Regions from separate parts of the Homo sapiens genome. Here all the other regions are linked to region 1. A link is an interaction called in ENCODE POLR2A ChIA-PET data of the cell type or tissue named here. Cell type or tissue: HepG2. All regions are shown on one strand. Each heading gives the region's core, and the rest is flanking DNA. Links, peaks and the distances in the headings are about the cores only. Region 1 holds the start of MRPL58 (mitochondrial ribosomal protein L58). Region 2 has its middle 12 kb from the start of SLC16A5. Region 3 has its middle 3.6 kb from the start of SLC16A5. Region 4 holds the start of LOC124904060 (a long non-coding RNA gene).

Evidence for each region. ChIA-PET counts read pairs that join two places held together with the same protein. Peaks named below come from ENCODE experiments on the same cell type or tissue, not always from the same donor. Only the 100,000 strongest peaks of a DNase experiment are listed, where the experiment ranks them.
Region 2: POLR2A ChIA-PET joins it to region 1 with 10 read pairs; 15 of 35 experiments call an interaction of 5 or more read pairs at or near these places.
Region 3: POLR2A ChIA-PET joins it to region 1 with 11 read pairs; 15 of 35 experiments call an interaction of 5 or more read pairs at or near these places.
Region 4: POLR2A ChIA-PET joins it to region 1 with 10 read pairs; 5 of 35 experiments call an interaction of 5 or more read pairs at or near these places.

What each region holds. Positions count from the first base shown.
Region 1 is chr17:75,007,797-75,015,443 of GRCh38, reverse strand. It overlaps MRPL58 (mitochondrial ribosomal protein L58), which reads right to left and starts at 2,774. Exons shown (of 6, transcript NM_001545.3): 1 at 2,572-2,774. The coding sequence starts at 2,757. RefSeq lists enhancers at 1,764-2,446, 2,467-2,546, 2,597-2,906, 2,447-3,130, 2,997-3,146 and a silencer at 2,799-2,981. In HepG2, for the core only: CTCF peaks have their summits at 2,854 and 4,301 (motif pointing left); DNase peaks (open chromatin) are centred at 2,503, 2,893, 3,413 and 4,243; H3K4me3 peaks cover 2,095 bases.
Region 2 is chr17:75,072,500-75,080,090 of GRCh38, reverse strand. It overlaps the pseudogene TRIM80P. Among named protein-coding and RNA genes, the nearest start is that of SLC16A5, 12 kb to the left of the region's middle. RefSeq lists enhancers at 459-1,658, 1,516-1,745. In HepG2, for the core only: a CTCF peak has its summit at 2,233 (motif pointing left); DNase peaks (open chromatin) are centred at 1,451 and 2,870; H3K4me3 peaks cover 1,056 bases; H3K27me3 peaks cover 1,648 bases.
Region 3 is chr17:75,081,191-75,087,484 of GRCh38, reverse strand. It overlaps a transcript of SLC16A5 not described here. Among named protein-coding and RNA genes, the nearest start is that of SLC16A5, 3.6 kb to the left of the region's middle. In HepG2, for the core only: a CTCF peak has its summit at 622; DNase peaks (open chromatin) are centred at 544, 1,734, 3,204 and 4,620; H3K4me3 peaks cover 9 bases; H3K27me3 peaks cover 592 bases.
Region 4 is chr17:75,389,835-75,397,953 of GRCh38, reverse strand. GRB2 (growth factor receptor bound protein 2) reads left to right here. Exons shown (of 6, transcript NM_002086.5): 2 at 4,189-4,403. The coding sequence starts at 4,326. LOC124904060 (a long non-coding RNA gene) reads right to left here and starts at 3,891. Exons shown (of 2, transcript XR_007065909.1): 1 at 3,523-3,891; 2 at 2,542-3,139. RefSeq lists enhancers at 3,020-3,928, 3,871-3,970. In HepG2, for the core only: no CTCF peak of the experiment used is centred there; a DNase peak (open chromatin) is centred at 3,983; H3K4me3 peaks cover 3,282 bases; H3K27me3 peaks cover 301 bases.

The DNA of each region.
Region 1 (7,647 bases), core at 1-5,000:
GGTGCAATCTCGGCTCACTGCAACCTCTGCCTCCTGGGTTCAAGCGATTCTCCTGCCTCAGCCTCCTGAGTAGCTGGGACTACAGGCGTGTGCCACCACGCCCGACTAATTTTTGTATTTTTAGTAGAGACGGGGTTTTGCCATGTTGGCCAGGCTGGTCTCGAACTCCTGACCTCAAGTGATCTACCCTTGGCCTCTCAAAGTGCTGGGATTATAGGCATGAGCCACTGCGCCTGGCCAGAAAATAGCCTGTTTTTGACACCCAACTTTCTGGCTCAAACTCAAACCTTTCTTCTCAACTCCACACCCATATACCCAACTGCTACTCAACGTCTCTTCTCAGATGTCTAATGGACCCAAACCTTAAGCCGCCTCAGAGGACTTCCCTTACTAATAATCTGAGGTAGCCTCAGCACTTTGTTGCAGCACCCTGGCCTATTCATTACACTACTTCTCACTACCTGATATTTTCCCTATTTGTTTACTGTCTGCTCCTTCCATTAGAATTAAGCTCCATGAAGGAGAGAGATCCTGTATTTTGTTTATCATGGCTGTATATGCTAGACTCAAGTAGTAGTAGACACAGTAGATATACAATAAACATTTTATTGAATGAATGAACAAATGAATGCTATTGCCACTCTCTCATCTCAGTTAATAGCAACTCAATCCTTTCACTGCTCAAGGCCCCAGACTTGGCTGGGCATGGTGGCTCACGCCTGTAATCCCAGCACTTTGGGAGGCTGAGGCGAGCAGATCATTTGAGGTCAGGAGTTTGAGACTAGCCTGGCCAACATGGTGAAAACCCTGTCTCTACTAAAAATGCAAAAATATGAGTCGGGCATGGTGGTGCATGCCTGTAATCCCAGCTACTCGGGAGGCTGAGGCACAAGAATCACTTGAACCCAGGAGGCGGAGGTTGCAGTGGGCTGAGATCACGCCACTGCACTCCAGCCTGGATGACAGAGTAAGACCCTGTCTCAAAAAAAAAAAAAAAAAAAAGCCTGGCGCGGTGGCTCACGCCCGTGATCAAGACCAACCTGGCTAATACGGTGAAACCCCCTCTCTACTAAAAAAAAAAAAAAAAAAAATTAGCCGGTTGTAGTGGTGGGCGCCTGTAGTCCCAGCTACTCAGGAGACTGAGGCAGGAGAATGGCGTGAACCCGGGAGGCGGAGCTTGCAGTGAACAGAGATTGCATCACTGCACTCCAGCCTGGGCGACAGAGTGAGACTCCGTCTCAAAAAAAAAAAAAAAAAAAAAAAAGGCCCCAGACTTCAATTCCTCTTTTATTCTCACTTCTCACATCCAATCAATTAGCAAATCTTGCAGGCTTTCTTTCCAAAATACGTCTAGGATCTGACCAATTCTCATGACTCCTACTGCTTCCACCCTGCTTATCATCTCTTGCCCTACATTGCAATCTCCTTACTTGTCTCCCTGATCTTGGCATCCTCTATCTGTTCTCTGTAAGGCTCTCTGAGTGATCCTTGTAAAACTAAGATAATTCCATTCTGCTTCAAGCTCTCCAATAGGTCTCCCTTGCGTTCAGAGGAAAGGCTGGAGGCCATTAAGTCCTAGTAACAGGCCTTTCCCCAGCCATCCCTCTCTTTGGCTTTGTCTCCTGACCCCTGCTGAGCCACACCTGGGGATTGCTACTGCCTTCAGGTTATTGCACTTTCTCTTCCCTCTGCCTAGGATGCTCATCCGCCCCCTATTCTCATGACTTGCTGTCTGGCTTCTTCCAGGTCGTTATTCAAATGCCACCTCATTGACAGCGTTCCTAGACAATCCTACTTAAAATTGCAACCCTACTTCCTACCTCTGGCACTACTTCTTCCTTCTTGGCTTTATTTTCTGCAAAGTACTACCTCACACATTCTATATTAGTCATTTACTTACTGCTTGTCTCCCTCCACTAGAACATAAGCTCCACAAGCTTTAGAATTTCAATTTTGTTTGCTACTCCATCCCCTAGCCTAGCACAGCTTTTGTTGAGTGAGTGAGTGAATTAATGAACAAATGAATGGATATTCTTTTCCAGTCCTGTAAGTGGAAGCTCAATGGGTTTGGGTGGGTCTTATCTCTCTTGCTCCGGGGCTTGATTCAATGCCTGCACACAGCTGGCTAAATAAATGCATCCTGAAGGAACGACAGAGAAGCTGTTTTATTCGCGCGTCCTGGGGTTACTAGAGACAATGGACACTGTAACGTCCCAAAGGGTAGCAAACAACTTGGCAGCCTCTTGCCTTTATTGTCCGCCTTGGAGGGCCAGAATGCCCGTATTTCCCCTTGGGACTGGAATTTGGTCTTGAGGGCCAAGGACACGAACGTAGAAAAGCTGGCAGCCTTGAAAGAAGCATACCCAGCCGGCCTTCCGGGCTCCTGCACATCTCGCGCTACAGCGAGCACCCCACTCCCGGCCAGGTTAGCGCAGACAGCCAGCCCCCTCCCGCGGCGACCATCACGTAGCCCCCCGACGTAGCTCCACATCCGGCCAATGGGCCTGGGGTTCCTAACGTCACCCAGCAGCCTGACAAAACGCCCCTTCCGTCCAGTCCTTCCCGGCTCACCGGGACCCTCCAGGCGGTGTCCGAGCCCTGAGATTCGGGGTAGAGCTTGTCCAGGCTGTAGATGCTCTTGAACTCAGTGCCGTCTTTCTGCTTGTGCAGCGCCCGGCGTGGGCACCGTGCGGGCGGTGGGAGCAGCCAGACTCCGGCTCGGCTCAGGCCCCAGCGCAGGCACCTGGTGGCCGCCATGCTCAGGTCTTGCGACTGCTTCCGGCGGGCGCTTCCTCCCCGCGGTCCGCAAACTCGAGCCGCCCTCGAGCTTTGGTTCCGCGCAGTTTCTAGGTCCCGCCGAGGGGAGGCGGCAAACTGGGGTCCCGCCGATGCTTTCTGGCCGGCCGCCTCCGGGAGGCCTGGTTGGCTGGGGAAGACGGTGGCCAGAGAGCGAGCTGCTACCGGAAGAGTGCCCCGATCTTGTGGCCCCCAGAAACACCACTTCTCTCCTTTCAGAGTCCGTGCCCTCCGCCTGGACCGCCCACTGCCCAATTCAAACAGCAGCGAGGCCTGCCCGGCCAGCCTGGGGCATCTCCCGCCCCGCGCTTCCCAGCCCCTTTACTCTGCTCTAATTTATCTTTTTTCTCTTCCTTTACAAAAATCACTCAGTCCTAATTGTCTAATTGCTGTCTCCTAGCCGGAATGTGAGCTCCAGGAGGGCACCGGCTCACTGGTATATCCCCAGCACCCAGAACATGGCACATCGTGGGCACCCCATGAGTACTGATAAAATGAATTCTGTAGGAATGTACTTTTGAAAGTTGGGTTCTGGTAGAGCTGAGTTTTAGGAACGCCAGGCTCTTTTTACAAGGCAGCCTATGAGCAAATTCCCCGCTGAGCACGTGTGTGTACTGGCTTATACCCAGCAGCTCTGCAGGACAAATACCAGATGGGAGGAGAAGGCAGGCCACCGAAAGAAATGTTTGCAAAACCTGGAACATCGTCCCCCGCCCTTCAGCTTTATGGAGCAAGATGATGCTTTCTTCCAGCCAGGAGAGAGGGGGTCCCTCGGGAGGTAGGGAGAGAATTCAGAGAACTGCCAGCTAACTAGAACCCTTTCATAGCGCTGGTAAGGGATGAACTACAGACAAGTTCCAATTCTGAAAAAGGTTCACAGTAGAGCAAGCAGTGTTTGAAAACAGCTAAACCTTAGTTAAGTTACTGTGTTGAGAGGCTATGTGGTAAATGGAAACAAAGCTAAATAAATGTTCATAATTATTAGTAATGCTAGCGATTGTTTCTTAATGAAGAGTTCTATTTTTAGGAACAAGCATAATTATCTAGAAAAATGTGCCCCCGGGGATGCTGGCTGATTGAAACAGGAGATTGTCATCACACCAAGCTTTTACCATCTCCGCATTATGGCTACAGCAAATCTTTAAGAAGGAATAAACCACTTTCTAAGCACTGGCTTTATAAGCTCAGACTAGAAAGGGGTGACAATTGACATATCTCGGGCTCTATCTCGGGTTGGGAGGAGAGTCTCCTGGGTCCCGCGCTGTTTGACTTAGTCCCAAGACCTCAAAGGGAATAGACGCATCTCTATGGCAACTGGAATAAGCTGCTCAGAGGAGCAAAACCAGGCATTCACTCAGGTCGGGGGCTAAGGGGTTATGAGTAATAAAGTCAGAACCTTTCCATGACATCATTGCTCTGAGGCTGGGCTCCAGCTCTGCACCTGACCCAAGGCAATAGGAAAAGGAAGCTGCAGGTTTCCATGGCCCCAAATAAACACAGCCTGCTTGGGCCATCTGGTGGCCTGGATTCTGGGAGAGGAGGTGGGTAGAGGAGAGAATGAGGCAAGCCGCCCTGGGGTGGAGAGAGGAGCAGCTGGCAAGCTCCTCTTACCTGCTGCTGCCGTGAACTATCCAGAATGGGGGCCCTGGGAGAAAGGCCAGAAAGGGGCCACCTGTTCTCCCAAAAAGATGGGCACTAAAGGCTGAGGCCAGTCTTCCCTTTCTCCTCCTTGGTTTTCTATAGGCCGAGATGGTGCTTCAGGGAGGGGACATTCATGGGAGAAGAGAGGAAAGAGGTCATTTCTGGCAGCTGAGGAGCTTGCAGACACAAGCCTTTCTATAGGGCCTATGAGTTGGGGTACTATTCCTATGTAGGGGGTCCTACATAGGACCTACATAGGACCCCTTTCTTCTTCTCTGTACCGCCCTGGGTCAGAAGACCTCCTTTTTTTTTTTTTTTTTGAGATTGACTCTCGCTCTGTTGCCGAGGCTGGAGTGCAATGGCACGATTTCAGCTCACTGCAACCTCTGCCTCCTGGGTTCAAGTAATTCTCCTGCTTCAGCCTCCCGAGTAGCTGGGACTACAGGCGTGCACCACCATGCCCGACTAATTTTTGTATTTTTAGTAGAGACGGGGTTTCACCATGCTGGCCCGGCTGGTCTCGAACTCCTGATCTCGTGATCCGCCTGGCTCACTCGGCCTCCCAAAGTGCTGGGATTACAGGCATGAGCCACCATGCCCCACCAGATGGCCTCTTAAAACTCATCATTGACCAGGTGTGGTGGCTCTCACCTGTAATCTCAGCACTCTGGGAGGCCAGGGTGGGTGGATCACCTGAGGTCAGGGGTTCAAGATCAGCCTGGCTAACATGGCAAAACCTCATCTCTACTAAAAAAATGCAAAAATTAGCTGGGCATGGTGGCATGCACCTGTAATCCCAGCTACTCGGGAGATTGAGGCTGGAGAATCGCTTGAACCCAGGAGGTGGAGGTTGCAGTGAGCTGAGATTGTGCCACTGCACTCCAGCCTGGGTGACAGAGCAGGACTCCGTCAAAAAACAAAACAAAACAAAACAAAACAAAACTCATCATTATGTGTAGATAGGGAATGTGCAATGAGGCATGGTGGATTGGTCAGGACTAAGTTTAAATATTTATTTTTTTATTAAAAAAATAGAAAAATGTGTCCATGTCCTAACTGCTGGTAACTGTGACTATGACTTCATTTTAAAATTGTATTATTATTATTTTTTGAGACAAGGTCTCGCTCTGTCACTCAGGCTGGAGTGCTGGTATGATCACGGCTCACTGCAACCTCGGCCTCCCCGGCTCAAGCTATCCTCCCACCTCAGCCTCCCAAGTAGCTGGGATTACTGGCATGTGCTGGATAATTTGTGTATTTTTGTAGAGACAAGGTTTCTTGTCTCTACCAGCCCAGGCTGGTCTTGAACTCCTGGGCTCAAGCAATCCACTTACCTTGGCCTCCCAAAGTGCTGGGATAATAAGCATGAGCCACTATGCCCAGCCGAGTTTGAATATTTCTATGTGACCTTGAATTACTAACCTGACCTCTAAGTTTTTGTATCCTCATCAGTAAAATGGAGATTTTATAGTCATCTCATAAAGTTCCTGAGGATAGTAAACACATATAAAACACTTAACACAGTGCTTGGCATGAAGTCAGCAGGCAACAAAAATTAGCTGCTGCTAAGGGATGCTATGTGCATGCAGGTTCCTTAAGGGACACTTTTCTTTCAGACACCTGATTACTGTTGTCTTTTTTCCTCTGTAGCCCTGGAGTGGGAAATCCAGTCTGACGAGCTGTATTCCAACCCTCTTTCCTTCTTCCCTGAGGGGATGGGCAGCACAGAGCTGCCCACCTCTCCCTGGAAAGTACTTCCTTCATTGCTACCCCTTATCTGCCTGGTCCCCTAAAACTGAGGCCACCCCCCAGCTCTCAGCTCAGGATCCCCAGGGAGGGCAGAGGCAGGTCTGTTTGGCTAGCTGCCCTCCCTAAGTGGGGTGGTGGGTTTGGCCCTGGGAGAGGAGAAGGGTGCCAGTTCAGGGGAGGAGAGAATGGGGCAGGGGCCGGGGGGCGGGGAGGAGCTCCCTGCAGCAGGGAGTATCTGTCCACAGAGCAAGGACAAAGTGGTGATCAGGAGGGAAGAAGGGAAAGAAAGGAGGGAAGAAGGGAAAGAAATGCATCCAGAGGGCGGTTTAGAAAGCTGAGGGAGGCCAGGCATGGTGGCTTACTCCTGTAATCCCGGCACTTTGGGAGGCCAATGTGGGAGGATCATTTGAGCCCAGGAGTTCAAGACCAGCCTGGACAATATAGCAAGACCTGGTCCCTACAAAAAATTAAAAAAAAAAAAATTAGCCAGCATAGTCCCAGCTACTGGAGAGGCTGAAGAGAGAGGATCACTTTAGCCCAGGAGCTGGAGGCCGAGTAAGCTACAGTTGTGCCACTGCACTCCAACCTGGGCAACAGAGCAAGACCCTGTCTAAAAAAAAAAAAAAAAAGGCTGAGGGAGAAAAGGGTGGCTGGATTCACGCCACGGCTTCCTTCGTCTCTCAGGTGTGACTGCTCCATGTGGTCACCACCACCTGCTCCCCATCCTGGTGACGACAGGTGACAACAGGATGGGAAAACCCAACAGCCACTTGCACGCTGCCCTTGTAAAAGCCCCATGCTGTTCAGTTGATGTACTAAGCACAGCAGTTTGGGGCCCAGCCTTGGGCTTGCCACACCACACTTTTTTTTTTTTTTTTTTGAGACTGAGTCTCACTCTGTCGCCAGGCTGGAGTGCAGTGGTGTGGTCTAGGCTCACTGTAACCTCAGCCTCCTGAGTTCAAGCAACTCTTGTACCTCAGCCTCCGGAGTAGCTGGGATTACAGGTACACACCATCATGCCTGGCTAATTTTTGTGTTTTTAGTAGAGATGGGGTTTTGCCATGTTGGCCAGGCTGGTCTCCAACTCCTGGGCTCAAGTGATCCTCCTGCCTCCGCCTCCCAAATTGCTGGGATTACAGGCATGAGCCACCATGCCCAGCCCCACACCACACTTTCCTCCCCTCCTGAGTTCAAGGGAAGTTGTTCCCCATCAGGACATTTGGGGAAGGAGTTTTGGGGAGAAGCCTGCATTTCCCCCCAGTTCCAGCTGGCCCCTGAGTCTACCTCCCTTAGAAGACTTTGGAAGCTTTTCCACAGACTCAGGTTGTGTGGGCTGGTGGAACTGGAGTCCACAGAGCTGCCTTTTTTTGTCTGGAGACGAGAGAGTGAAGCTAGCAAGAAACCCCTCAAAGATTCAGGAGCATTTTCCTCTCTGGTTTTGGAAGTCCCCCATCGGAAAGG
Region 2 (7,591 bases), core at 778-5,777, 64 kb before region 1:
ATCGCTTGAGCCCAGGAGGTTGAGACTGCAGTGAGCTGTAATCATGCCACTGCACTCCAGCCTGGGTGACAGAGGGAGAACCTGCTTAAAAAAAAAAAAAAAAATCACAGAAGGGCTCTTTGGGGGCAGCAAGTTCAGCCAGTGCTCATGAATAACCCACATCAGTGGACCCTGCCCCTCCCTTTTCCCCCACTGTGGGGCCCAGGGCAGGGACTGTCCCTGAATGCCACCCACTCACTCTTCCGGTCCTGCTTTAGCACTCAGGCTAAATCCAAACAGGCTGTAAACAAATCTGCCTCCAAGGATTATTTGAAAAACATTTCCGGCCGGGTGCGGTGGCTTACACCTGTAATCCCAGCACTTTGGGAGGCCGAGGCGGGTGGATCACGAGGTCAGGAGTTCAAGACCAGCCTGGCCTGGTCACAGATGTGTGACCACACCCAGCTAATTGCCCAGGCTGGTCTGGAACTCCTAGGCTCAAGTGATCCTCTTGCTTCAGCTTCCCAAAATGCTGAGATTAGAGGCATGCGCCACCACGCCTGCCCGCCCTGTGATGTTTTCCCCCATGAAGCACAGGCTGAAACCTGGGTCACTAATTTCTCCAGGAACAGGCCAGGCAGAGACCAGACACCCTGACATTCGGTTTGCTAACCTGCCTCCTTGAAAGCACAGGCCTGCTTGCCATCTGGCTCGTGGAAATACTGAAAAGAGTTTCAGGACCCTCAGGACCACCATTGCGGACCTATGGGGGCCCAGGACTCCCCCAAATAAGGAACAGCTGTTTGAGAGCAAGTATCATCCCCGGGACATTTGGATGTGTGCCTGAGGGTGTCACGCACCATCCTGCCACCAAGTGTCTTTCAGAGCGGGGAGGACTTGGCGAGGAAGCCCCTGTCCTTGCCAGCCCCGTGATGTGGGAAGACTCTGAGATGTATGCGGCTGCTGCTACCCACTTGGGTCATGCACTCACCTTTTCAGCATTTCCTGACCTGAGCGCTCCTCTGCAGAAGCCTGTGGCCACTGGTGCCAGGAGGAAGACTGTGGGGTGGGGAGGCAAGATGTGGATTTTGGGTAAAAGGTCTTTTAATAAGGGGCAAAGAATTCGAGCTCATTCCTTACTTCACAGGGGCAGCAGCCTGTGGGGAATGAGTCACTGGGCTCAGAGCTGAGCGAAGGCTCCAGGGAGAAAGGCTACCACGAGGCTGTAGCCAGGGCTTCCTCAGAGGAGCCCCCCCGCCCCCACCAACCTTCAGAGAACACTCTGCTCCCCCTGTGCCCTCCTGGCTCCAAAATGACCACCTTGAAGGAAAAACCGGGTCACTAATTTTTCCCGGAACAGGCCAGGTGGAGACGGAATTCAGGAACACCCCTGGGGCACCGCGTGGGCTGGTTCTGGAATTCGTTGCCCTTGGGATTTTTTTCTTCAGTGATTTGTATCAGTTCCTCTTCAGAGCCAATCATTAACCTCGCTGAGAACCCTTGCTTGAGAAGCCACAGGAACAAGTGGCTGGTTGAGGCTGGAAATGTGGAGGTGGCTCCATGGTGCACCCAAATCTTCCGCTTCCCCAGACAGAGGAGCTGAGTTCTCAGTCATGGCCTGGCCAGGGTCCCCTGGCAGGGTCTCGGCCTGGATTCAGCCTCTGGTCGCATGGCAGAGGCCTGGATATGGACGTAGCCCCTCTGCTGTGAGCAGTGCTACCTTCTGGGAGCTGAGTGGGTTGGTGATGGCTGGGGATGGGGGAGCAGCTTTCAGCAGCACTCAGCAGGGTGGAGGGGGTTTAAGGTTTACTCACCCGCGATAGTGTCACACCCCCTCTGGGCTGTAAAACACCAGCTGAGTGAGCAGCTCTGCTCTGGGCAGCAGCCCCACCCCTGCCTGGGCTTGGGTCCCCAGCCCAACATTTTTGGATCTGAGGTAGGCCTGGGCTCCTCCAGTTTAACCTCTCAGGCGACAATGAAGCCACTCAGACAGCCCACCCGTACCCCAATCCAGCTGGCGCCACCTCTCAGTCTGACCACCTGGCCCAAACCTTGCCCCCTCTCAGACGACAAGGCCTTTGGCACAGGCCCCAGTGCCAAGCGGCCAAGACCAGCCTGGAGAACCAAGGCCAGAGGACGCTGCTGGGATGGGGTTTGGGAGTGGGCTGTGCACCGCAGTCAGGAATCCCCCACCCACAAGGCCACGGGACTGTCCCCAGTGCCTGGGGGAACTCTAGCCGGATTAGAGCCCTCCTGTGGCTGTGGCGAGAAAGGGTCGCCTGCGTTTTGGGAGGTGGGATGGCGCAGGGCCGGGAACCGTCCTGGCGCGCCAGCCAGCGCTTAGATAAGTCCAGGTTTATTTATGGGGTGCTGTCACGGGCGGCGCGGGCTCCGGGCGCCGCTTGAGCGTGGCCGAGGCGCCGCTGCTGACCATGACCGCGGGGTAGAGCGGCTCGAGGAAGGCTGCCAGGAAGCGGTAGAAGAGGCTGGCGCCACCCGCCAGGCCGTAGAAGGACAAGCCGCCGGCGTCGCAGTCGAGCGCCACGCCCAGCGTGCGGTGGTAGGCGCCGTGCAGCACGGTCTGCGCGTTGTCGTCCCACTCCAGGCACCACGAGAAGGGGTTGCGGCCCAGCAGGTAGACCACGCTGCGGCTCGGGCGGCCGCCGAGCGGGGAGCTGCGGGGGTAGGTGACGCCCAGGCACACCCACGAGTTGGACACCTCCACCTCCCGTCCTAGTGGCGGCCCTCGGACAGGCCGCGCGAGCACAGCATCTGCGGTCACTGCTTGAAGCCCGGGAAGGGGCCGCCCCCTGTCAGGGGCTCCAGGAGGATCCCCAGGTTCAGCACCCAGCGGGTCTCCTAGAGCTGGAACAGCTCGTCGCCGGCGGTGGCGGGGTCAAAGTTCAGGTTGCAGTAACCTGGCGGGTGGAGGTGGGGAAGCAGGGTCAGCAGCCTCCAGGGCAGGACGCTGGCTTGCAAGGCATTTGCATACAAGTCAGGGGATGCTTCCACCCACGCTCCTGTCCCCAAACTCAGCCCGCTGCTCAGACACAGCCTGGAGGGTGAGTGGGTGCTGCCCCAGGTCGCCCTCCTCCCCCGCCATCAGACCCTAACATCGTCTCCCTTTGTATTTGTTCAGGCACACAAGACTGAGTGGGGGCCCAGCGAGGTGGCTCACGCCTGTAATCCCAGCACTTTGGGAGGCCAAGGCGGACGGATCACTTGAGGTCATGAATTCAAGACCAGCCTGACCAACATGGTGAAACTCCATCTCTAATAAAAATACAAAAAAATTGGCAAGACATGGTGGCAGGCACCTGTAGTCCCAGCTACTCGGGAGGCTGAGGCAGGAGAATCACTTGTACCCAGGAGGGGGAGGTTGCAGTGAGCCGAGATGGCGCCATTCCACTCCAGCCTGGGAGACAGAGCGAGAGTCTGTCTCAAAAAAAAAAAAAAAAAAAAAAGGCCAGGCGCGGTGGCTCACGCCTGTAATCCTGTAATCCCAGAACTTTGAGAGCTGGTTAAAGAAGCTGAGGCCCATGTCCAGCAGCCGCATCCAGAGCTCAGCCAGGGTCTCTGGCAGCTGGGGGAAGCTCTGCGTTTCCTCACAGTTGATGCCCATCAGGGGTTCCATGCAGGCTGAGAACTGCTTCAGTCGGAGGAACCCCTGGATGCAGGGAGGGGCCAGAGGTACCACCTGTTAGCCAGGACCTAGGCCGATGCCACAGGCCCAGAGGCCTCCAGAACCATGGGCCGGTGGAGCAGAAGCTTCCCCTTTCCAAACCTGGGCATCTCCTTTCCCTCCTCCTAGCTATTTGGACATCAGAGGTCAGGGCTTTGCCAAGGGCTTGGCCACTGTGGCCTAGTGTGCATTAGGCAAAGGGGATTTTCAGAAAATGATGGGAGGATTTTTGTTGTGCCTTGAACTGCTTAGTAAAAGCCATTGCCAAATGCTTCCCATTGTGCACAGGGGACAAAGTGAGCAGTTGCCCTAGATGTCTGCCCAGGGTGTGATGGCAGCTTAAAGGAAGCTGGAGTTCCCAAGCACAGGGTTTGGGCAACTCCAGGCACCGTCCAGAAAAGGCTGCTGCTTGGCCCCACCCGCTACTTACAGCAGCATCAGTCCAGGCTTCAGGGCCAGGCCAGGATTGGGGAAGGAAAAGGGATTTCACGATTCTTTTTTTTTTTCTTTTTTTGAGACAGAGTCTTAGTTTGTTGCCCAGGCTGGAGTGCAATGGTGCAGTCTTGGGTCACTGCAACCTCCACCTCCTGGGCTGGAAAAGGGATTTCAATCCAGGCTATACAGATTGTTCTGGTCTCACTCTCAGCCATGATCCAGGGAAGTCTGGAGAAACTTAGGCTGTGCTAGATGCCTGGAATCCCATGTGTTCCAGGAAAACCAAGGCAGGAAAGTTAGGGTAAGGCTGAGCTCTGAAGTGGAGAAAGCCAAGGGTGTTCGTGCAAGCTCAAGACAGAAGACCTGGAATGGGGAGGCTCCCTGAGGCAGGGGAATGGACACAGTGATGCACCCTAAAGGCTGATCTGTGTGTGTGTGTGTGTGTGTGTGTGTGTGTGTGTGTGTTTTTGAGACGGAGTTTCGCTCTTGTTGCCTAGGCTGGAGTGCAGTGGCGCAATCTCCGGCTCACCGCAACCTCCGCCTCCTGGGTTCAAGCAATTCTCCTGCCTCAGCCTCCTGAGCAGTCAGGATTACAGGCATGTGCCACCACACCCAGCTAATTTTTGTATTTTTAGTAGAGACGGGGTTTCTCCATGTTTGGTCAGGGTGGTCTCGAACTGCCAACCTCGGGTGATCTGTCCGCCTCGGCCTCCCAAAGTGCTGGGATTACAGGCGTGAGCCACCGCACCCGGCTGTGTGTGTGTGTGTGTGTGTGTTTTGTGGTTTTTTTTTTTTGAGATGGAGTTGTGCTCTTGTTGCCCAGGCTGGAGTGCAATGCATGATCTCAGCTCACTGCAACCTCCGTCTCCCAGGTTCAAGTGATTCTCCTGCCTCAGCCTCCCGAGTAGATGGGATTACAGGCGCCTGCCACCAAGCCTGGCTAATTTTTGTATTTTTAGTAGAGGTGGGATTTCACCATGTTGGTCAGGCTGGTCTCCAACTCCTGACCTCAGGTGATCCGCCTGCCTCGGCCTCTCACAATGCTGGGATTACAGGCATGAGCCACCACTCCCGACCGAGATCTGATGTGTTTGTGGGTGGAGGGAGAGTGGAAGCTGCGATGGGGCCTGAGCCAGAGGCAGAGGGCTGGGACCTTGCCTGCAGACGTTGCTGGTCACTCTGGTTGATGAGCAGGGTGTGGAGCCAGACGCTGTCTCCTTCCAGCTTCAGGAGCCGGTTGTGGCTCTGCTGGATGGAGCTGCTCAGCATCCCCAGGGCGGCTGCTTCCTCTTTCTCCACGAAATCCAAGATCTGCATCTGCAGCTGTTTGACCTCCTGATGATCTCCGAGAAGTGGGTGTTCGCCTCACCTCGCATTGTCTGGATCAGTTCCTGGAGGTTGTGGGGTGTGTAGAGAGGCGTCCGTGAGCTCCACTCCAGCACCACCACTGTCACAGCCCGGAGCCCACCTAGGCATCCTGTCCCTGACTGCCTGGTCCCATGCCATCCACTCAGAGTCCTGGGAGGTCCCTGCAGCCTGATGCAGGGCACTGGGGAAGCCTGGGCCTGGGGTGGGGTGGGCCAACCTTACTGAGAGAAAGGCCACCCGACCCTGGTGCTTTTGGCCGTCAGCAGCGATGATCAGCATCTGCTTCCCCACAGTGTCCTGGACCTTTTGAACCTCGACCTGGGGTAAGGTGTTGGGGGAGAGGAGGAGGGGCCCCTGATTCAGAGAGGTGGCCTCAGAGAAGCCCTACTGCAAACAGGCCCATGTCCGAGCCCAGAAGAGACATCCCTCATTCATTCTTCTGCTCAGCTTAATGAGAATGAGGGTGCAGTGCTGGATGGCCCACGGCCTAGCCCTCTGCTTGGAGGGCTGCTCCCACTCCCTGAGAGCCTGTCTCTAATTCGAAGGAATCAGGTTATTTGCTCCTAACAGTGATGATCATAGGGTTTCAGGCCACAGGAAAGGGCCTTGGAGAGCTCAGGAGGCAGCAGGGCCAGAAGGGGCATAGCAGGTATACAGCCGTGTGGGCGCCCTGCGGCAGTGCTGCCAGGCCCAAGTCCCACATAAGCCTTTAGTCTCCACCTATCCCAGCAACGGGGATTTTCATTGTTATATTACACAACAGTGCAATTCCAAGTGCTGTCCATGAACCACTGCTGGCTCTTAGCAACATAAGAAGCTCATGCCAGGTTGTAAATCAATGTAGTCCTTCCTTCACTGACAAAGTCTTTTTTTTTTTTTTAAGGCAGTGTCTCGCTTTGTCCCCCAGGCTGGAGCACAGTGGTGCAATCTCAGCTCACTGCAACCTCTGTCTGCCTCCCTGGCTGAAGCCATATTCCCAGCTTAAGCCATCTTCCCACCTCAGCCTCCTGAGTAGCTGAGGCTACAAAATCTTGCAATGAAAAAAGTGTCAGCCGGGTGAGGTGGCTCACGCCTGTAAATCCCAGCACTTTGAGAGGCCCAGGGGGGCAGATCACTTGAGGTCAGGAGATCGAGACCATCCTGGCCAACACGGTGAAACCCCGTCTCTACTAAAAATACAAAAATTAGCTGGGTGTGGTGGCGCGCGCCTGTAATCCCAGGTACTCAGGAGGCTGAGGCAGGAGAATAGCTTGAACCTGGGAGGCAGAGGTTGCAGTGAGCCAAGATCACCCCATTGCACACCAGCCTGGGCGACAGAGCAAGACTCCATCTCAAAAAAAAAAAAGTATATATATATATAGGCCGGGCGTGGTGGTGCATGCTTGTAATCCCAGCTAATTGGGAGGCTGAGGCAGGAGGATTGCTTGAACCTGACAGGTGGAGGTTACAGTGAGCTGAGACTGAGTTACTGCCATCCAGAGACTCAAAATAAATAAATAAATAAATAAATAAATAAATAAATAAATAAATATGTATATATATATATATACAGTATATTAAACACAATTTGGTTTTTTTTTTTTTGAGACAGAGTCTCACTCTGTTGCCCAGGCTGGAGTGCAGTGGTGCAGTCTTGGCTCACTTCAACCTCTGCCTCCCGGATCAAGCGATTCTTGATTCTCATGCCTCAGCTACTTGAGTAGCTGTGATTACAAGCGTGCGGCACCACGTCTGGCTAATTTTATTTTTTTTGGTATATTTTAGTAGAGACGGGGTTTCACCATGTTGGCCAGACTCGTCTTGAACTCCTGGCCTCGAATGATCTGCCTGCCTCGGCCTTCCAAAATGCTGGGATTACGGGTGTGAATCACGGCTCCCAGCCTTAAACACAATTTGAAAATGGAGGCGACCTGGCACCAGTGCTCACGCCTGTAATCCCAGCACTTTGGGAGGCTGAGGCAGGCAGATCACCTGAGGTCAGGAGTTCAAAATTAGCCTGGCCAACATGGTGAAACCCCGTCTCTACAAAAAATACAAAAATTAGCTGGGCGAAGTGGCAGGTGCCTGTAATCCCAGCTACTTGGGAAGTTGAGGCAGGAGAATTGCTTGAACCCAGGAGGCAGAGGT
Region 3 (6,294 bases), core at 194-5,193, 72 kb before region 1:
GGAGCAGGTGAGAGGACACCCACCACTTCTGCATGTGGCCCTCAGAACTACAGGCCCTTTTCAGGTTTTTCCCTCTTCCCCTACCTGGGTAGTCCTTGATGTGCATTAGTTGAAATGTACTCAGTTGGCCGGGAGTCTCGCTCTGTTGCCCACGCTGGAGTGCAGCGGCGCGACCTCAGCTCACTGCAGCCTCCGCCTTCTGGGTTCAAGCAATTCTCCTGCCTCAGCCTCCTGAGTAGCTAGGATTGCAAGTGCACGCCACGGCACCCGGGTAATTTTTGTATTTTTAGTAGAGATGGGGTTTCACCATGTTGGCCAGGCTGGTCTTGAACTCCTGACCTCAGGTGATCCACCCGCCTCGGCTTCTCAAAGTGCTGGGATTACAGGCATGAGCACCGCACCCGGCCTTGTTTATTTTTGATCTGTGGACGATGGAGTTTCACAGCCTCAGACCTTCACCCTCCCTCTTCTCACTCCACATGGTGACTCCAACCACACCCTGTATACTCAGGATCCGGTGCCTTTTATGTCCAGTCCAGATATTCAACCTGGAACCTATCCTTGTGTGCCTCAAAGGCCTTTAAAACTCAACACTGACCGGAACTTGCCATTGACACTGTCCTCTGCCGCCCCCTGCTAAACCTGGGATACCTTATGTGCTCCATGCTTGAGCAAATTACAGCACCACATCTACTTAGGTGCCTGGGCCAAATCCCATGAGTCTCTTTGACCTTTGCCTCTTTCACAACCAATCCACAACGACGTCCCACTCACTTTACCCCCTTACTGTTTCTCAAACCTGACCATTTACCCTCATCTCCATCCCCACACCATCCACCGCCACCCGTTGTCCAGCTCAGACCTCAGATTCCTTTTCAACACTGTAGGTGACTGATCTTTCGGATCCATTAAGCCTGATCTTGCCCTACTGCCAACCCTGCTTAAAACCCTGCAGGCCTTGGCCAGGCGCGGTGGCTCATGCCTGTAATCTCAGCACTTTGGGAGGCTGAGGCGGGAGGGGCGTCTGAGGTCAGAAGTTCGAGACCAGCCTGGCTAACATGGTGAAACTCGGTCTCTACCAAAAATACAAAAATTAGCCGGGTGTGGTGGCGCATGCCTGTAATCCCAGCTACTTGGGAGACTGAGGCAAGAGAATCACTTGAACCCAGGAGGTGGAGGTTGCAGTGAGCTGAGATCGTGCCATTGCACTCCAGCCTGGGTGATGAGAGTGAAACTTGGTCTCAAAAAAAAAACAACAAAAAAACAAAAAACTGAAACCCTGCAGGCCTTGGAGATGAAGGTGAGCCCCTGGGGTGGCTACAGGGCCCTTCCAAGCCTGGCGCTTACCCACCTTTCTGGCCTCAAATCATTCTTCCTCACTCACTGACCTCAGCCACTGTAACCACCCAGTGGGTTCACCTTGCCCGCTGCCTAGACAAACCCGATTTATCAAAACGGGGGATTGCAATAGAGAAAGACTAATTCATGCAGAGCTGGCTGCGTGGAAGACGGGAGTTTTATTACTACTCAAATCAGTCTCCCTGAGTATTTGGGGATCAGAGTTTTTAAAGATAATTTGGTGGGTAGGTGCTGGGGAAGTGGGGAGTGCTGATTGGTCAGGTTGGAGATGGACTCATAAGGGGTTGAAGTGAGGTTTTCTTGCTGTCCTCTGTTCCTGGGTTGGATGGCAGAAGTGGCTGAGTCAGATTACCAGTCTGGGTGGTGTCAGCTGATCCATGGAGTTCAGAGTCTACAAAATATCTCAAGCACTGATCTTAGATTTTGCAATAATGATGTTATCCCCAGGAGCAATCTGGGAAGATTCAGACTCCTGCAGCCAGGGGCTGCATGACCCCTAAACCGCAATTTCTTTCTTTCTTTTTTTTTTTTTTTTGAGACAGAGTCTCACTCTGTCACTCAGGCTGGAGTGCCGTGGCACAATCTCAGCTCACTGCAACCTTCGTGTCCCAGGTTCAAGCGATTCTCCTGCCTCAGCCTCCTGAGTAGCTGGGATTACAGGCTCATGCCACCATGCCCGGCTAATTTTTGTATTTTTAGTAGAGACAGGGTTTCACCGTGTTGGCCAGGCTGATCTTGAACTGCTGACCTCAAGTGATCCACCGACCTCAGCCTCCCAAAGTGCTGGGATTACAGGTGTGAGCCACTGCGCCCAACCAATTTTTTTTTTTTTTTTTTTTTTGAGATGGAGTCCTGCTCCGTCACCAGGCTGGAGTGCAGTGGCACAATCTCAGCTCACTGCAACCTCTGCCTCCAAGGTTCAAGCGATTCTCCTGCCTCAGCCTCCTGAGTAGCTGGGACTACAGGTGCGTGCCACCATGCCCAGCTAATGTTTGTATTTTTAGTAGAGACAGGGTTTCACCATGTTGGCCAGGATGGTCTCGATCTCTTGACCTCATGATCCGCCTGCCTTGGCCTCCCAGAGTGCTGGGATTACAGGTGTGAGCCACGGCACCAGCACAATTATCTTAACAGTATCTTTTGAAGAGCAAAAGTTTTTAGTTTTGATGAAGTCCAGTTTATATATTTTTTTCCTACAGTTCATTCTTTTTGTGTCCTATCTTTGTTTACTTTAAGGATGGAAATATATATATATATATATTTTTTGAGATGGAGTCTCGGTCAGTCGCCCAGGCTGGAGTGGAACCACACGATCTCAGCTCACTGCAACCTCTACCTCCCAGGTTCAAGCAATTCTCCTGCCTCAGCCTCCCAAGTAGCTGGAATTACAGGCGCCCGCCTCCACACCTGGCTAATTTTTGTATTTTTAGTAGAGACAGGGTTTCACCATGTTGGTCAGTCTGGTCTCGAACTCCTGGCCTCAAGTGATCCGCCTGCCTCGGCCTCCCAAAGTGCTGAGATTGCAGGTGTGAGCCACCACGCCCAGCCCTGAAAAGCCTTTATCTCAGTGTGTAGCTTAGTGTGGGCACCACTGTGACCAACCTTAGGGTCTGTTCCCCCAAACCCCTGAGCTGCGGTGGGGGCAGGGAATGGATCTACGTTGCTCCCCACCGCACCCACCCTGCGGAGCCTTGTGCCTGGCCCACAGGAGCCACTCACGGGACACTTACAGAGCACTGAAGCAAACCGGGCAGAAATTGAACCATCTCCAGCTGTGTGGTTCGCTGTGTGAAACTCAAAGGCAACAAGGCCTTTGACCTCCAGACAGGAAATGTCAACGAGAAAGATGCAGCTTCCAGAAACACTTGGCAAGGACCCAAAAGCCTTCTAACCAGTGCCCCTGACACTGACTTCTGACACTTTGATTCTAATTTACTTTGGCAAGAGTGAGCAACTGGCTCCAGGAATGTTATTTCACTTTTCATCACTTTTCACGCAGTGTTGCTATACCAACACATTACCAACAACAGGGGCGCTATCTGTGTTGGGGGCAGGACTTGAGCATTGCAGAACATTTGGCATCCCTGACACCCCCTCCTTGTCTGTGACATCCCCTGCTAGGATGAGGTGACTGAGCCACTCACCTCCGGCTCAGAATATTAGGGGACACCAAAAAAGCTCAGTAATTAAGACAAAAAGTTAATGCAATATTGTTAGAAAATCCCATCAGCAATCCATGGGCCTTGGGGCAGTTACCTGGCTTTGTGAATAAAATTTCATTGGAACCAGCGAGTGAATTCCTTTGAGAGGAGTTTGGCAGGGAGTGCCAGGTCAGGTCAGATCTGTTCTTTTTTTTTTTTTGAGACAGATTCTCGCTCTGTTGCCCAGGCTGGAGTGCAGTGGTGCGATCTCCGTTCACTGCAAGCTCCGCCTCCCAGGTTCACGCCATTCTCCTGCCTCAGCCTCCCGAGTAGCTGGGACTACAAGCGCCTGCCACCACGCCCGGCTAATTTTTTGTATTTTTTAGTAGAGACGGGGTTTCAGTGTGTTAGCCAGGATGGTCTCGATCTCCTGACCTTGTGATCCACCCGCCTCAGCCTCCCAAAGTGCTGGGATTACAGGCGTGAGCCACTGCGCCCAGCGATCTGTTCTTATTTTATTTTATTTTATTTTTTTTTTTATTTATGTTTTTGAGACCGAGTTTTGCTCCGTTGCCCTGGCTGGAGTGAAGTGGCACGATCTTGGCTCACTGCAACCTCCACCTCCTGGATTCAAGCAATTCTCCTGTCTCAAACTCCCCAGTAGCTGGAATTACAGGCATGCGCCACCACATCTGGCTAATTTTTTCTTTTTTTTTTTTAGAGGGAGTTTCACTCCTGTTGCCCAGGCTGGAGTGCAATGACGTGATCTTGGCTCACTGCAACCTCTGCCTTCCAGGTTCAAGTGAGTCTCCTGTCTCAGCCTCCCTAATTTTTGTATTTTTAGTAAAGACAGGGTTTCACCATGTTGGCCAGGCTGGTCTCAAACTCCTGACCTCAGGAGATCTGCCTGCCTCGGCCTCCCAAAGTGCTAGGATTACAGGCATGAGCCACCACGCCTGGCCAATATTATTTAATTTATCTTGATTGCTAAGTTTTTGATGCCTTCCCTTAAATGTTGCACTCCAGGTGACTGTCTCACTTTCCTCACTCTGGTCACTGCCCCGCTCACAACGCCTGTGTTTCCCAACCCCCTAGTCATCTGAGAAGCCCTGGAGTCATATAAGCCTCAGTCAATATGAATGGCATCCCTATGCATGCCGTTTTACACATCAGGCAACAGGCTGGGAGAGGCACGTGTCTCTCCCCTGACCCACCTGCTCAGGAGGGTCCTCAGGCTCAAGAATCTTCAGGCTACAGGGAGGTCAAAATGGACACAGAAGGAGACAGGCAGTTTCTTTGTCCTGCCTAGATGCAGTGGGTACATGGACTCAGCTTCAGAAGGGACGAAGGGGATGGCACGAGAGGGGAAGGAAGGAGGGAAGCAAGCATGCCTGGGCCATCCACACCCAGCCTGGCCCAGGAAGGGATCTGCAGTGGTCCCCAACCTCCAACCTCTGGAAGGGTTCCTTAGTTCTCGGGTCCACTACTATTAAGCATCTGCTGTGTGTCAGGCACGCGTGAAGCATTGGAGTCATAGGCATGACATACCCAGCTGACCCCTGAGTCTGATGGTGAATTCACACATGAAACAGGACAACGTGGGTGGCAGGGGGCACATGTGCAAAGGGTATTATGGAGCAGATGCGAGGCAAACCCGCCTGGCTTGGAGAGTGGAGACTGAGACTTCCTGGAACACTTAGCTGAGTCTTAGGGAATGAGTGGGAATAACACAAGCAGGGGGTGGGTGTGAAGGGTGCTTCAGGCAGAGAGGACGGCATGAGCAAAAAGGCCAGGAGGTGGGATGCTTTGGGGGTGGAATGGAGTGGGGTAAGAGTGGGGATGAAGGGGGCTGGTGATGAAGACAATGGGAGTTATGGAGACAGGTGTTCATGGTAGGGAGCTGGAAAGAAATGGGGGAAGGACTGGGCTGGCAGGGCGGGCTGAAGACGGCCCACCTCTCCTTAGCTGGTGGAGCCTGGTCCGGGTTGCCATCAGCTGCCTTCCATCCCAGGAAAAGTGCAGAGGTGAGCTTATGTTCTCTTGGGAAAGATGCTCCTGACAGTCATCGGGTACCCATGGTATGCCAGGCAGGGCCTCTGTTGAGGTTCCCACAGACACCCTCTCCCTTCCAGCCCAGCCCTGAGCACACTGCCCTTGGGAGGAAAGGGTTAAAGGCTCCTTCCCCAGTCTCCTGCCATCTGGTCTTGCTCCCTGCTTCCTCCCGCCTGTGAAAATGGGATGATGGGATGCCTCCAGGTTCTTTGGCTCTACTTGGACCCTCCCGAGGAGTCTGGGTCAAACTTGGAGTAACATCCAGGAAGCAACATATATGGCTTTGACTGGGTTGCCTCTTGTCACCCACTTGTAGTGGGAACCAGGGAAGAGATTAAGGACAAAACAAAGCTATTGGACAGATTTGTAGGATGTATTAATAATATGCTGCCAGTGAACAAGCCCGTTTTTGTCTCATGATTAAAATAAACAAGCCCTTTTTCTATTTTGACAGTAATTTGGGAAAATATGCACAGTATGGATACTGGTGAAAATGTACCATATGGTGTGGTGGCTCAGGCTGGGTATGGTGGCTCATGCCTGTAATCCTAGTACTTAGGGAGGCTGAGGTGGATCACTTGAGCTCAGGAGTTCGAGACCAGCCTAGGCAACATAGTGAGACTTCATCTCTTTAAAAAAAAAAAAGTACCATATGACCTGTTACTCTGTCTTCTAGCTTCCTACATTTGCAGCTGTTACATTGCTCTGTCTATTATAGACTGGAAGGAAATACTGCAGGAGA
Region 4 (8,119 bases), core at 1,314-6,313, 380 kb before region 1:
AGGAGAATTGCTTGATCCTAGGAGGCGGAGGTTGCAGTGACCTGAGATCGTGACACTGCAGTCCAGCCTGGGCGACAGAGCTAGATGCTGTCTCAAAAAATAAATAAATAAATAAATAAATAAATAAATAAATAAATTTTGAGTGATTATTACATGTCGGGCTCTATCCAGAGCACTTAATGTATGTTATATATGTTGTCTAATTTAATCCTCAGTGGATCTTATAAGGTAGATATTCTCATTTTACAGATGAGAAAACTGGAGCTTGTTTCACAACTTTGCCCACAACTGTAGCTGTAAGTGTGAGGGGCCTGCCTCTAGAGACCATGAAGATTCAACACTAAGCTATACTGGACTGTTGTCATGTATTTTATTTTCTGTGAATTTTGGGAAGAAGAGAGTTAAATGGAAGAAAGAAAAAAAATCTTGCAAATACCTTTAGGATAGTAGTTTTTTTGGATACAGTAGACATTGTTTGAAATGAATGATTAAAGCTGTACTTACCTTTCTTAAAATTCACTGCTTGGGATGGGCTGGTAACAGTTTCGAGGTTACTCTCATTAGGCTTCAGTGTTAAGTACACTATACCCCATTTTCTTGGGAAGTGAACAGCAACATCTACTCTGTTAAAATCATTATACATTGTGTCTGCTTTCAGATTTCTTCCTTTTAGTAATTAGTGTTGTGTATGTGTTAGATTTTTTTTTGTCTTTACTGAAACACACCCTTTGGAATTCCTTTAGCGAATATGCTCTTTTGGGTGGATAACCTAATAAGCTTTCCTCTTTGAGTTTTCTGTTTTTTTACTCAGCACAGCCATGGAAGTAGGGATTTAATTTTCTGTCAAACTCTGCATCTCACAAAGCAATAGTTACTCAAAACACGACTTTCAAGAAGGTTATTCTTTTTAAGCTTTCAGCAGATGAGCTGAGTAGCAGCAGGAAAGCAGGTATTGAGAACTGTCTTGGTTTTTGTACTGCTGTTGAGTAGTAACATTGCAGCTGTCTTAAATCCTGAATGACACAGAAGCTTATGGCTGGTCGTACTACATAGCACCTTGAAAGTGACAGGGCTTTTCATTTCTATCTGATTTCTGTTTTTCAAAAATAAAACTCCTTATTCTTTTCCTATCATTGTAAATATTCTTCAGCTTCCTATCACTAATACATAGTCTCGGCATTAGAGACCAGTTAAAATAAATAGGCTGAGGAAAATCTTGATAGTAGGAGAGATTTTGGAGCATTCATTAAAAGTAAAAATAGGGCTGGGCGTGGTGGCTCACTCTCCCCTGTATTCCTAGCACTTTGGGAGGCCGAGGCAGGCAGATTGCTTGAGGCCAGGAGTTTGAGACCAGCCTGGGTCTTAAAAGGTAGATATTATTCTCATTTTACAGATGACGAAACTGGAGCTTGTTTGAAAAGTTTGCCCAAAATTGTAGCAGTTAGCGTGAGGGGCCTGCCTCTAGAGACCATGCAAATTCAACACTAAGCTATACTGGACTGGTCTCACATAGTGAGACCCTGTCTCTACAAAAAATAGAAAAAGTAGCCGGGCATAGTGGCCCACACCTGTAGTTCCAGCTACTTGGGAAGCTGAGGCATGAGGATTACTTGAGCCAAGGAGATCAAGGATGCAGTAAGCCATGACCATGCCACTGCACTCGTGCCTGGACAACAGTGCAAGACCCTGTCTCAAAAAAAAAGAGAAAAGAAAAAGTAAAAGTAGATACACAGGGAACTAGGCAAGTAAAAAATAGAACATTAAGCAGTTGCTAATGCTGGGAAAAATCTAAGGATTGTACAAAAAAGTATGATTGGGTCAGGCACAGCGGCCGATGCCTGTAATCCCAGCACTTGGGGAGGCCAAAGTGGGCGGATCACTTGAGGCCAGGAGTTCAAGACCAGCCTGGCCAACATGGTGAAATCCCGTCTCTACTAAAAATATAAAAAGTAGCCAGGCTTGTTGGCACATGCCTGTAGTCCCAGCTACAGGCCGAGGTAGGAGGATCGCTTGAACCTGGGAGGTGGAGGTTGCAATGAGCCGAGATCATGCCACTGCACTCTAGCCTGGGCAATCTTAGAGAACTCTATCTCAAAAAAGAAAAAAAAAAAAACACAAAAAGTATGATTGGTTTTAGTGCATTATTTAAATTATCAGTGAGTAGTATTTCATAACATACTACTGATTAAACCAGAATATGTGATATTACTGGTATAGGTCGGGGGAAACTAAATCTTCACCTTTCAGGCAATAGATAATGGCTGGAATAAACTGAGAAAGCAGTAAAAGCACATTCTTTAGAAATACTCTATCCATTTTGTGCATTGACCACAAGATTTAAAAAAAGAAAAATAAGTAAATACAAAGAGAAAGCAAAAAACAAAATCGAGAGTGATCGCCTGTGGGTGTTGGTAGGGAGCTGCTCTTTTTCATAAGCCTTTTAATACTCTGACTTTTAAAATTATGTACACGGATTAGTTTGATCAAAGTAACTACAGAGAGTGTAAGTGAAGGGCATTTAAGGATACACAAGTATAAATATTCGCAGATCAACCTCTGTATTTTTTAATATTTGCTGGGACTCTTTCTTTACTTTCCCTGTTACAGCCAGCGCCACATGGAATATCTTAGGTATGGCCTGAAGGAATAAACATTGGTTTGGTTTATTAGTTACCTGCAGCAGAATGTTTGGCTTTCAGAATTTGACTGAAGGACTCATTGTCAGACGATTTATTTTCTTTTTGATAATACTTATCTTGGTCTAATCTTAATATTCCCCACTGCTTTACTACTTGGTCCATTTGCAGCTATGCTTGATTAGTGCCCCAATTGTCAACTTTAGAACAAAGGAATAATAATCACTTGTGCCCCTCAAATGAGCTGCTGGGTTGTAATTATCCAAGAAAGGTGTCACTATAAATAATCTGTCCCAGTTCTGTTGTTTTCTGCTTTTGTTTAGCAAGTATGAAAACAGTGACCGAGCTAACCAGAACGGGGCTTTATTTTTATTTAGTTATCCACAGATCTAGGTTGTGTCCTATATTCATGGCTGGAGACGCTTCACTACACCGTTCATTGTACTACTGCCAGTTCCTCATCGTCTGATACAGTATCTCAGGGTTCTCACAGAATCTTTTACCTGCAAAATGCAGTTTGCATCAGTTTTATACTCTGCTTGCTCTAAGAAGCTGTGCACAGGGTGACTGTGAGAGAGACTTCTCTTTGACCTTCTGCGGGCACCATCTCCCTGCACTTTCTTTCCCAAACAAGATACTTGGCAGCTCAGATTCTGAAAAAGGGATTCCTTTCAAGTGTAGATTAGGACTTCAGCTCTGCTCCTTAGGTTAGTTAGAAATAATGTGGAGCTATTTCTGGAGTGCTGAGCCTTGGTCATTTATTTCATTCCTGGTGGGGACCCCAGAGTCTTGGGGATCTGCCGGGGAAAGGGAGCCTTATGCAAGAGCGTCATCCCCACCATTTCCACTGGTACACAGCTTGGAGCTGTGATCTTTCTCTGGTTACCTGAGCTTGCCGATCACAACATGGAAGTGCAGGGGGAAAGCCGCCGGTGCTTGTAGCAGTAAATGGATTGAAAAAGCAGTTCCTACATTTACTTTCTCCTGCTCTCCTGGGAGCAGATCATGGTTTAGTTTCGAGAAGAGTGCAGCAGCTCGAGACCAAAGAGTTTTGCTTTGCTTGCTCTTGACTGTGCAGTAGGGAAGCCAGCATTCTCAGAAGACCAGAAAGGATGGCGGTGGGGAAGGGAGGGAGACAGGCCTGTTTAACCGAGAAGAGACAGGTGCCATCCCCAGGGTGAGGCCTTCCTTTCAGTGGACCGTATTTGGTGCTGGAGAAGAGCCTGTGAGGAGTAAAGGAGGAAAGGCGGAGACTGAGTGGGACTCCAGCCGGTTCCTGCACGCAGTGCACACCCAGCGGGAAGGAAGAGGAAGTGTGTTCAGGAATAGCTCAGGCAGCTGTGCCATTGGCCGGCAGGCCTGTCAGTCGCCTGGGGGCCGAGGCTGAAAAGAGGAAGAAGTCGGCGGGGGGGGGCTGTTGCCTGGAAGGGAGGGAGGAGGGCTGAGCCAGGCCGAGCCAGGGGGCGTGGGGGCTGGGACAGCAGGCCGATTGGCAGGGCGGGGTTGCCTTCAATCCTGGCCACTGCTCTTAATCGTCCCTCTCCTGCTTCAGGGTGGCATTGTGTGTCCCAGAGTGCCGGAGCGAGTCCCAGAAGAGAGGCGAGGCTAAGCCCAGAGCGCTGGGTTGCTTCAGCAGGGAAGACTCCCTTCCCCCTGCTTCAGGCTGCTGAGCACTGAGCAGCGCTCAGAATGGAAGCCATCGCCAAATATGACTTCAAAGCTACTGCAGACGACGAGCTGAGCTTCAAAAGGGGGGACATCCTCAAGGTAAGTGCTGATGCCGAGCACAATGCTGAGATCGCTCTCCCTGTGCTCACCCACCTTCTTTCGCCCTGATTACACACAAAGAAGCTGTGTTTTTCATTGTACACTTTTAACATTTACCATCATATTTGTTCTGGAGAGCTTTAGATGCTGAGTAGAATATTAAATATGACTTAAGTGAGTTGGTGTGATGTGTGGTGTTTAACTGCCTTTGTGTGAATGCCTCATTTGTCTGTTGATACTGGTAATATTTCAAGTAAAGTCAAAGTAATGTGATTGTAGAAAGGAAGTATATGAGTAGATTGATTTGCCCTGTAGAGTTTTATTTTAAAAATAGCATTTTTTAAAAAGACCCAGACCTGAAGTATTTATGTAAAAGCATTCAGTTAGTCTTACTTTGTATAGCCAAAGGATTTTGCGTTCTGGAATATGATTTTGGTAGGTTAGAAATTAATTTTCCCAGTTTAGAGAGGTTGTTAGAAGTACATACCAAAACTCATTAAAGAACTTCAGTGTATTTTTATTCTTTGTGAAAAAACAAATGGAGTTCTAAATAATAAGGTGCAACCTGCTATTGTACAAGTCAGATTTCGACTTTCTTAAAAGAAACTTGAGGAGCAATTACCCCATATTAAACTCTAATTGCACGAAAAGAAACCTGCTGACAGTTTAAAAATCAGCTTCTATACCATGTGCAGCTTATTTTGAGCCCCACTATTTATGTGAGGATTCGCTCTCCCCCAGCACATGTTAATTATGTTGTTTACCCAATTGACTGTAGCAGTTTGCTCTTTTGGATGTGTAATTTATTTTAACGAGGATGAGTGTTATCAAAGAGTATGTTAACTTTAAAGGAGGAAAGGCTGAAGCTTCATGTTTGAGTGTTCCCTGTGTCTCAAGTTTTGACATTTTTCCTTCTGAGCCTTAGACTGATTGTTGGAATTTGCTACCTCATTTGTTTACTACCCCTGAATGAAATTCTTAGAATTTTATGAAGAGAAAGCAAGTGGAGATGTAGAAATATGGTTCTTTATAAAAGGACGTGCAGTCTTTTTACTTTTAAGTTATGTGGACTTATTGATAGTCTTTATTTTGCCCTCATTGCCCAAGGCGTAGAGTTCTACTCTGAAGTTAACTGCCCAGTAATTTCTTAATGTTAGAAATGTAGGTTGAGCCTCATAGAAGATGATGCTGCAGAGCCCTTTAAAGAGAAGAAAACTTTGTGTCTGTGTGTTCATTTCAAAGCTGTGTTTGTGACACCACACTTTTCGAGGGTATTCTCAAAGTCAACACTAAATTGTCAGAAAGCAGACGGAACCATTTTCTAGAAACTAGGTTTCTATTTTCTTGAACTAGAGAAAATATGCCCAGCTAGAGATCAGGGCAAAGTTAACTTAGACTACAAAATTCCTCAGTTTTCATTGGTGTATGGGAGAGGTAATTTGATGTTTCTGTAGGTGATTACTGTTTTCTGTAGATAACCCACTTGTGATGGTATAAGATGGGCTACTCAAATGCCCACATCTATAGCCTGTACAAAAGCCCTTTTGGGCTAGTATTTTTTGTTTTTGATACAAACTTAGATTTTTTCATAAGTTTATCTTAGAAACTTGAACCTAGAAGGCTGGTGGTTCATATTTTTCTCTAAATCTGTCCCATTGCACATTAAGCACTGAAGCAACAAATTAAAACAAAACTAGGGGCATGCGGTCTCTTTTTAAGAATTTTTTTTTTTTTTTTTTTTTTGAGATGGAGTCTCGCTCTGTCACCCAGGCTGGAGTGCGGTGGTACAATCTGGGCTCACCGCAAGCTCCACCTCCCAGGTTCATGCCATTCTCCTGCCTCAGCCTCCCGAGTAGCCGGGACTACAGGCGCCCGCCACCACGCCCGGCTAATTTTTTGAATTTTTAGTGGAGATGGGATTTCACCATGTTAGCCAGGATGATCTCAATCTCCTGACCTCGTGATCTGCCCACCTCGGCCTCCCAAAGTGCTGGGATTACAGGCGTGAGCTACTGCACCCAGCCTTTTTTTAAAATTTTTAAACAAGAACTTTCCCTGATTTCTGTCTTTGAAGTTTGTCCTAGACCTAGACCATGAACATTTTATAAATTCTTTAACTTAAATTAGTAAATTCTGGAGCAAGTGTAAAAACCTTCTTTCCCATCCTATTATTAGGGAAGAAGATCCTGTTTAACAGTCCCTCAGAAATTTTTATTATGGAGGAGAAAGTAAATCAGAATACTCACATTCACTTTTAGATTTTCTTTGAGGAGAGAGAAAAATACATATATGTGGTTCTTTTCAATTTGGTAGATAACTGAGATATGAAGTCATAATGCCATTATTGCTTTTGAACGGTGGCCATTAGCTGTTTGTTGGTAATGTTGTGGCTTTACTCCAAAAGAAAAAAAAAAGAGTGACGATACAGTAGTTGCCCTTTGTCTCATAACTGTGTGAAATGGCTGGGTGAAGAGGAGGAACATGCTTTCTTAAAAGCTGTTAGTTAAAAAAACGGAGTTTTCCTCATTTGATTCTTCAAGAAGTAAACTGGCTTCATTTGAATTGCTTTGATTTGGGACGTCTTGAGGGTATTAGTTGTAAGCCAAAACATGTTTTAAAAGTTGCTGGAATAGCATTGAACAATTTAACTTTCATTGAAATAGGCATATATATGCCTTCTCTTGATAAAGGAGACGTGCATATGGATATTGAATAAGTTTCATTTCAAGATAATGAAATAGGCACTTAGCCTTCATCCTCTGTCTATAGTTCAGAAGGATCACATCTTCTCCTGTCTTGGAGTTCCTGGTTAACTTTTAGTTAAAAATGGTGACTCCTCTCCTCCAGCAGACCCCTTCCCTACTTTCTGTCTACACATTGACCTGTTACTGTCCAGAGAAAAAGAGGAAAAAATAAAAGCATTTTACTGGAAGCCTAAAATAGAGTTGAATGGTTCAATATGTCTGCCTTTGTTTCTCTCTCTTATAAAAGCTTGTGTTTTTCTTGGCTCGGGGAGGGAGAGGACACTGGGATGTAAAATAGAAGGAATTGCCCTTCCACTGCAGGTTTCAGGCCTGGTGTGGTTGGAATACATCAGAATTCCTCCCACCATTGTAGGGCAGGCTTGAGACAGTCCCAGAGGTTCTCCACTGACAAGACCCCTAAATAGTCTACACTAGAGCACATAAAACTTACCTAGGAGTTGCAACTGCCATTTAGGGGCTTATGTATACATACTTCAAACTGTGCTTATAGGAATTAAGAGACCCATTTTGAGCTCTCAGATCTGTGCTCATTCCATTCTAGAGCCAGCCTCTTGCTTTCTTCAGCTCTAGTGGAGAGCCAGCCTGGATCATCTAGGTGTATTCTACCCTCTCTGGCACTAACTACCTTTACCAGTTTCTTAAACTACTTTAAAAACAGGTCTTGAGTTCACATTGAGATCTTCAAAGCATTCTGTCTCAGCACTGCCTGGCCTATTTCAGTGTCACACTGACTGAGCATCTCTTGAGCCAGATACTGGGATAAGTTGCTTTGAGAGTTGGGAGAGAAATATAAGATGTACTTTCTCCCTTCAGAAGCTCCAAAATCTCAAGTAAGAGAATTGAGATTAATATGTGAAACAGTACAAGATGGTATATAAAAATTTTTTTAGAACAGGAAAAGATCTTTTAAAATTTATTTTTATTTATTTTTTTATTTTTTTGAGATGGAGT